Linked DNA regions of Homo sapiens: region 2 is linked to region 1. Evidence: chromatin contacts called from ENCODE Hi-C data. All regions are on one chromosome and are shown on one strand. The core of a region is the stretch at or near the end of the contact, and the rest is flanking DNA. Distances in the headings are between cores, read along the strand shown.

Region 1 (6,673 bases), core at 473-2,972:
CATAGCCTACGGGTTCTTCCTGATGTAGCATCATCTGTTTCCAACTGCATTTCCTCCCATTCTCCCTTTTCCCACTCCTGTCCACCCACAGTGGCCCTTCTGTTCCTCTAATGTGTCAGCGTGTCCCTGCCTCAGGGCCTTTGCACTTGCTGTGCCCTCCCCTTGGAATACTTTCTCCTCTAAATGTGGCAGGGCTTGGTCCCGCAGGGCAAATGTCGTCTCTTCCCAGAGGCCTTCTCTTCTCATTCTCCTGACTCCCCGTAATATTGCCCTGTTTTATATTATTCATAGCACTTATTTGTTCATGTTTGCTTATTTATTTATGATTTGTCCTCCCCATTAGAATATAAATGCCATTCCTGAAAGTAGGGATCCTGTCTACTTGGATCACCCCTCTGCCTCAGCATCCAGGACACTGTTTGGCACAGAGTGGCGCTCAACAAGTATTTACTCAATGAATAAAACATCTATGGGTCTCCCAGTTCCCCTTTTCTAGATCCCTTGCTCCCTGTCCCACCTTTCACCCTAGCAAGGTAATAAGGGCCATCTACTTCCCATGAAAAGGTTTAGCCTCCGTGAATATCTTCTTGTCTCTGGAGGCAGAGCCAATATTGTGGATATAGGGTGTCTATATCAGTCAGATGGTGTCTGACTTCAGTTTAGGGCACGATTATTGGCTGTTGAATGACTTCCTAATCCTGACCAGGCTTCTTGAGGGGGCAGCAATGGTGTCACTAGGGCCACTGATTAAAAATGACCCGCCAGTGAAGCCTCCTTTCTCTTTTGAAAAATTAGGTAACAAACCGGTCAGCAGCAGCATCTTCATATATCAAGAAAAGGTCATTATATAAATATTTTTCAAGAATTTGCAATCTCAACTTAATCCTCCTCTCGCCCCTCCCTCCATTATCCCACATTGCAAATCCTTGGGGGAAAATAAAATTCATATTCCAAAGTTCTCATCCACACATTTAACTCCTAAATCGAATGCTCGAAACTCTACTTTCGGATGCTTGTATTGGAAGAGGCTTCGGATTCTTTGTCGGAAGCAGGCCGTACATAATTCTGGAATAAATTTTTGCACGCGGGATGCATCTGAATGAATGAAACGCTTTTTAATCCTCTGCTCTGTACATCCCACTATGTCCCTTTGAAGGACCGCACCGAGACTTTTCGATGCTTGCGATGGTTCAAGTTGCGCCCCTGGGGCCCGTTACAGGACTGCACCGAAATGCACTCAGAGGAGCATCGCCTGCATCACTTGGACTGGAAGCCGGCAGGTGCACTTCGGGAACAACGTCGCGAGCGCTTTTCATCCCTGCAACCAACACACAGCGCAAAACGCTCTGGGACTGCAAGGGCAGGAGACTACACAGACCATGATGGGAGAAAAGAAAAAAAAATCGCGTTCTCTTTTTACCTGCCCAGACAATTCAGCAATCACAGCCGCATCATTCAGGTCCAGCCAAGCCAATCACCCGCGCAGCCTGGGCAGCATGTGACTTCCGATGCTTCCGGCCTCCTATTGGGTGGTTTCTTGGCGTCGCCGGGTCCGGCGCTAGGACCCGGGCACAGCTACGCCCGCAGCACTCACGCGATTGTCCGCCCCCTTTCCCGGCACTTAACCAATAGGAGGCCGCCGTTCCTTAGGGACCAATGGTGAGAAGATCTTGCGCGACTAGCCCTTGTCGCTGCGGAGCGGAGGCGGGGCGTAGGGCGGGGTCACGTGGGGCTGCGCCCAAGGCTGCCGGGAGCAGACTGGGCTGCGGGCGGCGGGGCCGGCGCCTGCCTGGAGGGATGGGGCTGCCGGGCGCGTAGGGGCCATGCCGCCCGGGACCCGGGCCTGCCGCGTTCCGCGCCCCGGCCGCCGCGCCCCACGTCCGCGCCGGGATGGTGAACCTGGCGGCCATGGTGTGGCGCCGGCTTCTGCGGAAGAGGTGGGTGCTCGCCCTGGTCTTCGGGCTGTCGCTCGTCTACTTCCTCAGCAGCACCTTCAAGCAGGTCAGTGGCCGCCCTTCCCCTCCTCCCCTTCCCTTCTTCCTTCCTTCCTCCCCCTTACTTTACTTTCTCCTTCCTTCCTTCGTTACCTTCCTCCTTTTTTCCTTCCTCCCTGTCTTCCTACCCCTTCCCTTCCTTTCTTTCTCCCCTTCCCTTCCTTCCTCCTTCCTTCCCTTCTTCCTACCTCCCCTCCTTCCTTATCTTCCTCCTTCCTTCCCCTCTCCCTGCCTCCCTTCCTTCCTTACCTTCCTCACCTTCCTCCTCCTTCCTTCCTCCCCCTTTCCTTCCTCCCCCTTCCCTTTCTTCTTTCCTCCCCTTTTTCCTCTCCCTTCCCTTCCGTCTTTCTTCCTTCCCTTCCTCCTTCCGTCCTCCTCCTTTCTGTCCCCCTCTCCCTTCCTTCTTCCTTTACTCCCTTTCTTCCCTGACATCCTCTTTCCTCACTTCGTTCTTCCTCCTTCCTTCCCTTCCTCCTCTTTTTCCTTACTCCTCGCGTTTGTCCGACCTCCCGACTTCTGCAGCGGCGCCGCCGGGGCGTCCGAGGGTGGGGAGAGGTGCGCATTCCTGTCCCGGTCTCAGCACGGGTGAGGGACCTGCCCACCGCCTTGGTCCCTGCAGCGGGAAGGGGTTGCTAGGCCAGGGCAGAGCTGGGACTAGAACCCCGAGTTGAGGACCCTTCAGCGGTGGGGACTGCTTTTATGAACACCTCCCTGCTTTTCACCTGCCCGGTCCAGAGCTAAGAGAGGGCGTGCATTTGCTGGCTTCATCTTCGCAGCAGGCCTGGGAGAAGTGGGGTTCCCAGTATTACAGTGGGGGAAACCAAGACATAGGTGGCGAGGGTCGGCCAGCCCTCGCATGGGTGCCCTTCGTTTAATTTGGGGGCTCTGTGTCCTCCTGGGTGACTCAAAAGGACCCACAGTTCCTTTTATGCTTTTTGTGCATAACTTGATTGGTAGAATTCCACCCCTCCAACACACTGCACCCTTTCATTTTTCTTCCATGTGAGAATTTCTGGGAGAAACAGCAAGGAGCACGGGTGGGGAAATCTTACCCAAAGCATTAATAAGTTTGTCTAGAAGTCCAGGTTGAGTGCTTAGTTGTGTAGAAAGGGTGGTTACACCCCAGGGTGCACCCAGGATAATGGGTTATGCTGTTGTCCTGACATGGTTATAAAAAGCTCTCCTTTTTACTCTCAAAGCTCAAGTGTGTAAATAAAATATATAAGTGAATAGAACATTGATAAAACTATGTGGTCACTCTACATTTAGTGGATTGGCAGGGGAGCTGTGAAAAGGGAAGAATAGGGAATTGTACGTGACCTGCCACCTTAGGCAAACAGAGAGGCTGAGTGTTGTAAGTCCCTTTTATTGGCCGGGATGTCTGGGCAATCATGTGACTACCAGACTTCTGTGACTTGTGTTTTCTGCCACCTCAGACACCTCCTCACAGTCGCGTGTTGTCCCTTCTCTGTCTTGTGACCCCTGAGTGGTGGGGTGCGCCAGGACTCCGTCCTCTGCCTTCCTCTCTATCTGACTCAGGTAATCTCTGGGCCATTGTTTAAATACTCAGGTGATCTCTGGAGGTATGCTGTTGATGCCAGTAGTTGATAACAACAGCCTAGATCTGTCCAGAAATCCCCAAATTCTTATATCCAATTGCCTAGTTGATATCTTTTTTTTTTTTCAATTTTTTTTTATTGTGGTAAAATACGACATAAAATTTCCCATCTTTTTTTTTTTTTTTTTTTTTTTTTTTTAAAGACTGAGTTTTGCTCTTGCCCAGGCTGGAGTGCAGTGGGACGACCTCAACTCACCACAGCCTCCACCTCCCGGGTTCAAATGATTCTCCTGCCTCAGCCTTCTTGAGTAGCTGGGATTACAGGCATGCGCCACCATGCCCAGCTAATTTTGTATTTTTAGTAGAAACGGGGTTTCTCCATGTTGGTCATGGCTGGTCTTGAACTCCCGACCTCAGGTGATCCACCCACCTCAGCCTCCCAAAGTGCTGGGATTACAGGTGTGAGCCACCACGCCTGGCCAGAATTTCCCATCTTAACCTTTTTTAACATGGAGTCTCACTCTGTTACCCAGGCTGGAGTGTAGTGGCATGATCTCAGCTCACTGCAACCTCTACCTCTCGGGTTCAAGCAGTTCTCCCTGCCTTAGCCTCCTGAGTAGCTGGGATTACAGGCATGCACCACCACACCCGACTAATTTTTGTATTTTTAATAGAGACAGGGTTTCGCCATGTTGGCCAGGCTGGTCTCGAACTCCTGACCTCAAGTGATCCACCTGCCTCGGCCTCCCAAAGTGCTGGGATTACAGGTGTCAGCCACCACGCCCGGCCCCATCTTAACCATTTTTAAAGTGTGCAGTTCAGTGGTATTAAATACATCCTTAACGCTGTGCGACCATCACCACCATCCATCCCCATAACGCTTGTAGAAACTGAAACTTAATATTCATTTAACAATAACTCTCCATTTCTCCCTTTCCCCAGCCCCCGGCAACCACCCTCCTACTTTCTAGTTGACGTTGAATGTGTTCGTGTTTGGACCAACAGAACTCTTGATTCTCTGCCAGCACTTGTTCCTCCCCGAGTCTTCCCAGTCTCGCTCAGTGGCATTACTGTTCACCAGGTATTAAAGCCACTTCATTCTTTTTTTCTCCTCTCACTCCCTATATCCACAATATTGGCTCTGCCTCCAGAGTGTATCCTGAATCTGCTCATTTCTTCAGAGTGTCACTGCTGTCACTCTAGGCCAAGCCACTGGCATCTCTCGTCTGGACCACTGCAGTAGCCCAGCTGCAAGTCTCTGCTTCCATTCTTGTCTTCTTCTCTTCCCCGCAGTAGGGGTGATAATCTTTAAAAAGATGGGATCATCATGGCATTTCCCCAGGTAAAATTCTCAGATAAAACTCTGGATTGTCTTCCAGGATCTCTGCATGGTTGAATCTTTTTTGTCATTTCAGGTCAGACTGTTACTGCTTCAGACCATACCTGGTGACACGGTGTAAATTACTTCAATTCCTTGCTCATAAACCTGCTTTATTTTCTTTGTGGTAGGCATCACAAACTGAACATTTCTTGTTCATTTACTTGCTTATCTGTCTTGCCTCACTCTCTCTTCTAGACTATAATATTCTTGAGAACAGAGACCTTGTCTGTCTTGTTCATAGACTCTCCAGCCCCTAGGATACTGCCAGCCACTTCATGGGAATCCAAATATTGATTGAACAAACAAGTGAGTCTTTTTAACTGGGATGAATGTTTCTTTTCAGTCTGGCATACTTCTGCTAACCTTTCACCTCTTGGCTCAGGTGCTGTCCACTCTGTCACCTTCCCTACAACCACCTTTTCACTACCCTGATACATCATCTTCATTTTAAGATTATAGTCATGCGTCGCTCAAGATTCTGAAAAATGCATCTTTAGGTGATTTTGCTACACCCCTGGGCTATGTGGCATAGCCTATTCCTCCTAGGCTCTAAGCCTGTACAGCATGTGACTGTACTGAATACTGTAGGTGATTGCAACACGATGGAAGGTATTTGTGGATCTAAATAGATCTAAACATAGAAAAGGTACAGTAAAAATACTGTATAAAAGATATAAAATGGGCTGGGTGCGATGGCTCACGCCTGTAATCCTAGCAGTTTGGGAGTCTGAGGCAGGCAGATCACTTGACGTCAGGAGTTCGAGACCAGCCTGGCCAACATGGCAAAACCCCATCTCTACTAAAAATATAAAAATTAGCCAGGTGTGGTGGCACACGCCTGTAATCCCAGCTATGCAGGAGGCTGAGGCAGGAGAGTCGCTTGAACCTGGGAGGTGGAGGTTGCAGTGAGCCGAGATCACGCCACTGCACTCCAGCCTGGGCAACAGAGTGAGACTGTGTTTCAAAAAATATAAGAGTAAAAATGGTACGCCCATAAAGAACACTTACCGTGAGTGGAGCTTGCAGGACTGGAAGTTGTTGCGGATGAGTCACTGAGTGAGTGGTGAGTGAACTCGTGAAGGCCTAGCACATTACTGTGTACTACTGTCAGCTGTCCACACAGGGCCACACTACATTGATTTGAAGATTTTTCTTTAATAATAAATTAACATTGGCTTACTGTAATGTTTTTACTTTATAAACTAATTTTTTTAACTTTTTGGCTGTGTTTAACACTTAGCTGAAAACACAAACACATTGTAAAGCTGTACAAAAATATTTTTCTTATTTATATCCTTATTCTATATGCTTTTTTTCCTGTTTTTCTATTTTGTTTTATTACTTTTTAAACTTCTTTGTTAAAAAGTAAGATGAGGCCGGGCGCAGTGGCTCACGCCTGTAATTCCCAGCACTTTGGGAGGGCCGAGGTGGGCAGATCATGAGGTCAGGAGATTGAGATCATCCTGGCTAACACGGTGAAACCCTGTCTCTACTGAAAATACAAAAAATTAACCAGGCTTGGTGGCACGCGCCTGTAGTCCCAGCTACTCAGGAGGCTGAGGCAGGAGAATCGCTTGAACCCAGGAGGCGGAGGTTGCAGTGAGCCGAGATCGCACCAGTGCACTCCAGCGTGGGCGACAGAGACTCCGTCTCAGAAAAGAAAAAAACTAAGACGAGCACACACGTTAGCCTAGGCCTTCACAGGGTCAGGATCACCAGTATCCCTGTCTCCCCCTCCAC
Region 2 (6,593 bases), core at 1,157-3,656, 380 kb before region 1:
AGTAGAATGTTGGTTACCAGGGGCTGGGGCAGGGGGAGAGGAGAGATATTGGTCAAAGGATACAAACCTTCAGCATAATATGAATAAGTGCTAGAGACCTAGTGATCACAGTAGCATGGCGGAGGTGTGTTCTTGAGACTAAGAATAGTGGCTGAGGCCTGTATTAGTGACTGTAATTAGTAATAATGTACACCTGAAATATGCTAAGAGACTAGATCTCAAGTGTTCTTACCACACACACAAATAGCATATAAGGGGATAGATACGTGAATTATCTTGAAATGGATATATTAATGGATATGTTAATTATCATAGAAATAATTATCTATTATAATCATTTCACTTATAGACATATATTTAAATATCACAATATACACCCTAAATATATGCAATTTTTGTCAATTATAAATCAATAAAACTGGAAAAATAAATGTCATATAAAGTCAATAAAAAATACGCGTTTAGGCCAGGCCCGGTTGCTCATGCCTGTAATCCCAATGTTTTGGGAGGCCAAGGCAGGAGGATTGCTTGAGGCCTGGAGTTCGAGACCAGCCTGGGCAATAAGGCTAGACCCCATCTCTATAAAACATGAAAAAAAAACAACTGGGCAATGTGGTGCGGGCCTGTTGTCCCAGCTATTCAGGAGGCTGAGGTGGGAAGATCACTTGAACCTGGGAGGTGGAGACTGCAGTGAGACACGATGGCACCACTGCACTCCAGCCTGGGCAACAGAGGGAGACCCTGTCTCTTAAAAAACTACAAAAATACTGTTTCAGATTATTACTTGCCATAGGCAGGCTCTTATGCACAGTACATTCCTGGGCATTTGACCATCCATAGTACACATAATTTCCTGTACCTGGTTAGGCACATAAAGCTCTGAGTGCCATACTCTGTGGTCACCATAGGAGATTTTCAAGAGGTGTCATGGCTGCCCATGATTTTGACATTGCACCCTGGCTCCACTAAACTTTGCTCCATGAGCCTCAGTTTCCCTCTTTCTGCAGTGGGGTTTTACCTTCTTACACCACATAGAAGCTTGATAAGTCATTTTTTTTTCTTTAGACACGGTCTTGCTCTGTTGCCCAGGCTGGAGTGCAGTGGGACCATCACGGCTCACTGCAGCCTTGACCTCCCAGGTTAAGCGATCCTCCCACCTCAGCCTCTTGAATAGCTGGGACTACAGGCCCACATCACCTTGCCCAGCTATTTTTTTTTTTTTGTAGACATGGAGGTCTTGCTATGTTACCCAGGCTGGTCTCGAACTCCTGGTCTCAAGCAGTCCTCCCAAAGTGCTGGGATTCCAGGTGTGAGCACCGCATCTGTGGATAGGTCATCTTTTAAAAATTCATCACAGCTGACTTTCAGAGAGCCCAGTACGCTTACTCACATGCATTGTGACAAGAGGACAAGAGGAGATTCGTCTTTTATCTTCTTTAAAGAAAGGAAGCACAGGCCAGGTGTGGTGGCTCACATCTGTAATCCCAGCACTTTGGGAGGCTGAGGCGGGCAGATCACTTGAGGTCAGGAGTTCGAGACCAGCCTGGCAAACATGGTGAAACCCCGTCTCTACTAAAAATACAAAAAATTAGCTGGATGTGGTGGCACACGCCTGTAGTCCCAGCTACTTGGGAGGCTGAGGCAGGAGGATCACTTGAGCTCGGGGAGGTGGAGGGCGCAGTGAGCTGAGATTACACCATTGCACTCCTGCCTGGGTGACAGAGTGAGACTCCATCTCAAAAAATAATAATGAAATAAAATAAAAATAAAGGGCTGGGCACGGTGGCTCACACCTGTAATCCCAGCAGTTCGGGAGGCCAAGGCAGGTGGATCACCTGAAGTCAGGAGTTGGAGACCAGCCTGGCCAATGTGGTGAAACCCTGTCTCTACTAAAAATACAAAAAAATTAGCTGGGCATGGTGGCGTGTGCCTTTACTCCCAGCTATTTGGGAGGCTGAGGCAGAAGAATCGCTTGAACCCGGGAGGTGGAGGTTGCAGTGAGCCGAGATTGTGCCACTGCACTCCAGCCTGGGCAACAAGAGTGAAACTACATCTAAAATAGTAATGAATAAATACATAAATAAATACATAAATAAATAAAGGAAGTGCTACAGAGAAGTGACTTGCCCAGGGCCACGCTGCATTCACCAAAATTCCTAAGGTTTCCTTTACCAGTGTTGTCCCAAAGAACAGCTCCAGACTGATTTACTGAGGAAAGGAAACGTTTCTTCCCTGTGAGGCCCTAAATGCAACCTGAGTTGAAAGAGGCAGAGATGGGCAAGCGACAGGCAGCCTCGGAGGAGCCGTTGTGCAGGTGCCACCTGTGAGCTGCTCCTGGCTAATGCACCACTCTCGTCCCTGGGTTATGGGGGTTAATGAGCTACGGCTTCAGCGCAGCTGCCAAGTGCCTAATCTCAGCCCAAGGTCACACACCAGGACTCTCCGAGAACACACTATCGCACATACACACTCAGACACACACCATGCCAGGTGGTGCAGAATCACACCACTGGGTTGATTCGATTTGTGATTCTCTACCCTGTATATACCCTTTACAGACACCACCACCTGGGCCCCTACTACCCCCCCAAAGATTCTAATTTCATCTGCCTGGGATTAGAGCTCTCCAGGTTGGTCTCTTTTGCAGCTGGGGTAGAGACAATGGTCTGTTGTCAAACTTGACAGCATTTTGGAATCACCTGGGGGATTTAAAAACAGCACTGGCTAGGTGTGGTGGCTCCCTCCTGTAATCCCAGCACTTTGGGAGGCCGAGGCAGGTGGATCACTTGAGGTCAGGAGTTCGAGACCAGCCTGGCCAACATGGTGAAACCCTGCCTCTATTAAAAATACAAAAAAAAAAAAAAAAATTAGCTGGGCATGGTGGCGCACACCTGTAATCCCAGCTACTTAGGAGGCTGAGGCAGGAGAATCACTTGAGCCCAGGAGACAGAGGTTGCAGTAAGCCAAGATCATGCCACTACACTCCAGCCTGGGCGACAGAGTAAAACTCCATCTCAAAAAAAAAAATTTTTAAACATTAAAAAATAATAATAAAAATAAAAACAGTACTGATGCTGCCCTTCCCACCCCTCAGCCTTCATTCACATGGGGTCTGGGTGTGGCCTGAGCATCAGGCGTTCTACATACTCCCCAGGTGGTTCTAATGTGAGGCCAGGTTCAAGAACGGCCGCTCTGGTTCATTCTGCACCTGGGCTCTCTCCGTACCGCAGTAGACAGAGGGCTCTCACTCCTGAGTCCTCCAGAAAGAGACTTTAGCTTCATGTTGCTGCTTCTAAACATATATGCATCTCGAGAAAACTCTATTGTCCTTGACTTCTGAATGTCAAGGCTGATCCAAAGCCATGGGCCTTCTGTCTGCGTCCTCCTGGATAGGAAATGAAGCCTCAGTGTGAGTGGCGTGAAGGTATCCCCCGTTCCACCATGCTCTGTGGACAGAGACAGAGGGAAAGGGAACTTTGCAGTAATCCCATCTGTCCTCAGTTCTGCCCCTGCACCTCTGACTGAGGTCCTGGGAAGGATGCCTCCTGTAGGCGCCCCTGCTCCTGGGACCCTCCCCACCTCCTGCTGACCTACCCACAGGGGTGCCTAAGTGCTGAGTTCATGCGTATCCACACCCACCTTCCTCCACCTAGAAATGGACAGGCCCACTCTTCACCCTGTGATATCTGTGGCTGGGGTTGAGCCCCAGGCTTCATAAATATTCAGGCCTGTCTATGCTTCTTCCTTCTGAGGGGCTGGGACCTGCCCCCAGGAGACAGGCACCAAATTGTCCTCCCCATCTCCTGCAGCACACAACCTGAGAACAACTAATCTCTGCGGACTTTCTGCCCCATGCACGTCAGCTTGTGCAGGGAGCCTCCTGAGAGGCCATCATTCCCCACTGAGTCCCGGCCAGGCCCAGCAACTGCACCTGGAGCAGCAGGCCCCGAGCCGGCCAATGACCAGAGTCACACTCGTCTGTTACTGCGCACCTTCCATATGGCAGCACTTCATGTAAAATCTGTGTGCCCATTTCACGGGCCATAGACGGGAACCAAGGATTGGAGGGGTGAAGTCACTTGCCTAAGGCCAAAGACAGGACTTGACCCCAGAGCTGTCCAGGTCTCTAGAGCAGGGGCTCTCAGATTTGAATGTACAGAGGAGCCAGCTCAGTAGTTCTCTCTCAACAGGTTCCAGGAACCAGCCCTTTTTTTTTTTTTTTGAGATGCAGTTTTGCTCTTCGCCCAGGCTGGAGTGCAGTGGCGTGATCTCGGCTCACGGCAACCTCTGCCTCCTGGGTTCAGGTGATTCTCCTGCCTCAGCCTCCCAAGTAGCTGAGATTACAGGTGCCCACCACCATGCCCAACTAATTTTTGTATTTTTAATAGAGACGGGTTTTCACCATGTTCCCCAGGCTGGTCTTGAACTCCTGACCTCAGGTAATCTGCCTGCCTCGGCCTCCTAAACTGCTGGGATTAAAGGCCTGAGCCACCACGCCCAGACAGGAACCTGCCTTTTCATACCAGAATGCTGGAGAACCTGACCGAATCCACCCTTGCAGAGTCCCCCTGTGCCCCTGTCTGAGTCTCAGGACCTGATCTAGATCCAGCCAGTTATATCCTTGATGGGTGACCACTATGAGCTTCTGTTTCTTCCTCTGTGAAAATGAGGGTGTGTGCCAGGCATGATGGGTCACGTCCATAATCCCAGCGCTTTGCCAAGGTGGGTGGATCCCCTGAGGTCAGGAGTTTGAGACCTGCATGGCTAACATGGTGAAACCCCATCTCTACTAAAAATACAAAAATTAGCCAGGCATGGTGGTGCACGTCTGCAATCCCAGCTACTTGGGAGGCTGAAGCCAGAGAATTGCTTGAACCTGGGAGGCGGAAGTTGCCGTGAGCTGAGATCCCACCACTGCAGTCCAGTCTGGGTGACACAGTGAGATTCTGTCAAAAAAAAAAAAAAAAGGAAGGGAAACGAGAGGGTAGAACTAGCCAATTACAAGGGGCTTGTCAGCCCTGCCTTGAGTTCCCCGGCTTCAGTAGAAGTTCAGCTGTTCAGCTCCTATGGAAAGGAGGGAGGGAGGGAGAACTTCTCTCCAGATTTTCTCCCCTAGAAGGGTCCTATATCAGGTCAAAACAACAAACCTGGTGCAGGACTTTCACCCGCCTGTGCAGGCAGCTGGGACCCAGAAACCCTCAAAGCATTTTTCTCCCCTACCCACTAACCACATGGTCTCCTTGGCACAGATGAAGCTTCTACTTAAAGGGCAGCTGGGAAGCCTCCCGCCTTTTGTTCACATCCCACTCCTTGTTTTCCTGCATGAAGGTAAGAAGCCAGGTGTGGTTCCCGTGTCTGCTCTCCGCAGCCCTCCTGGGAGGGTTTGAAGAGACAGCTGAGAGCGGCCAGCTGGGAAGAGCACGCTTGCCTTGTCAGCGGAGAGTAGGTTCTGAGCTCTGCTGAGTCAGCGTGGCCAGGCAGGGCTGGGGGGCCTCAGGGCTCCAGGCCCCACCTCTTACCTCTACAGTCTCCCACCCCGGCTGCCTGCCCCAGCCGGTCAAAATGGTAGGTGCCTGCTGCCTGCTTTCCCAAGTAAGCCCCAAATTATCAACTGCACCAACTGTGAACCCCAACATATATTTATCATCCCTGCCTCCCAGGCACTCAGCCGGGTCTCATTGGTTATTGCAGTCATCCCAGGAGGGAAGTGGGGGAGGGAGGAGATGGCTGGGGCTGGGCCTCCCTGGATGGGGAGGTGCCGGGGTGAATGAGGTGCTGAGATTGGCTCACAGCTCCACAGCCAGCTGCATCGCCCCGTGGGGCAGCTCATGGTCCCCCAAAGGTGGCCAACTCAGCATTCAGTTCCAGCTCTGTCACTTACTAGCACACTGGAGGTGTGGGCCTGCCTGGAGGCCAGACAGCCGAGGGGACAGCTAAGTCATAGCTTTTCCTCCCGGTCTGTGCCCTTTTGTGGTCACAGAGGTGGCCCTTTGGGAAGGATCCCCCTCCTTCCACCTGAGTGTGGAGTCTGTTCCTGCAGGTATCCAGGGACAGTGAGGCCATGAGAAGCTAGCACCTTAGTCCAAGGGGGCTCTTAACTGTCCCTTTCCCGGTGCAGTCCTTGTTTGTTTTTTGAGACAGAGTCTCACTCTGTTGCCCAGGCTGGAGTGCAGTGTCGTGACCTTGGCTTACTGCAACCTCTGCCTCCTGGGTTGGGCCAATTCTTCTGCCTCAGCCTCCCAAGTAGCTGGGATTACAGGTGTGCACCACCACTCCTGGCTAATTTTCGTATTTTTAGTAGAGACAGGGTTTTGCCATGTTGGCCAGGCTGGTCTTGAACTCCTGACCTCAAGTGATCCACCCACCTCAACCTCCCACAGTGCTGGGATTACAGGCGTGAGCCACCGCACCCGGCCAATCCTTGTTAAAATGCAGGTTCCTGGGCCCCCTTTTACACAAGGAATCCTATGGCACAAAACCATTTGAGAACCAGTGTGGCAGCCTGGGGTCGCTTTGCCAAGCCTCAGTTCCTTGTGCTCATAACAGAGATGTGAAGAATGCACATTCTGTAGTGTTGTCTTAGGAGGCAGCAA

What was found. Hi-C counts contacts between places; a loop is a spot of excess contacts on that map. Pooled maps may share reads with other maps.
Region 2: a pooled map shows a loop between it and region 1 (2.1-fold over the local background). The contact joins the enhancer-like site here to the promoter of SPRING1 in region 1. A Hi-C loop is called at or near these places in 10 of 50 pooled maps.

The regions. Positions count from the first base shown.
Region 1 is chr12:116,733,118-116,739,790 of GRCh38, reverse strand. It overlaps SPRING1 (SREBF pathway regulator in golgi 1), which reads left to right and starts at 1,722. Exons shown (of 5, transcript NM_024738.4): 1 at 1,722-2,001. The coding sequence starts at 1,891. It overlaps RNFT2 (ring finger protein, transmembrane 2), which reads right to left and starts at 1,476. Exons shown (of 11, transcript NM_001382266.1): 1 at 1,421-1,476. RefSeq lists enhancers at 1,194-1,453, 2,222-3,180 and silencers at 1,644-1,903, 1,984-2,033.
Region 2 is chr12:117,110,789-117,117,381 of GRCh38, reverse strand. The region is part of intron 2 of TESC-AS1 (TESC antisense RNA 1); the gene reads right to left. LOC105370010 (a long non-coding RNA gene) reads left to right here. Exons shown (of 4, transcript XR_945398.3): 2 at 5,329-5,565. Among named protein-coding and RNA genes, the nearest start is that of TESC-AS1, 15 kb to the right of the region's middle. Within about 2 kb of position 2,406, at least 2 of the 41 ENCODE cell types and tissues checked have a DNase peak (open chromatin) inside an H3K27ac peak, as active enhancers do.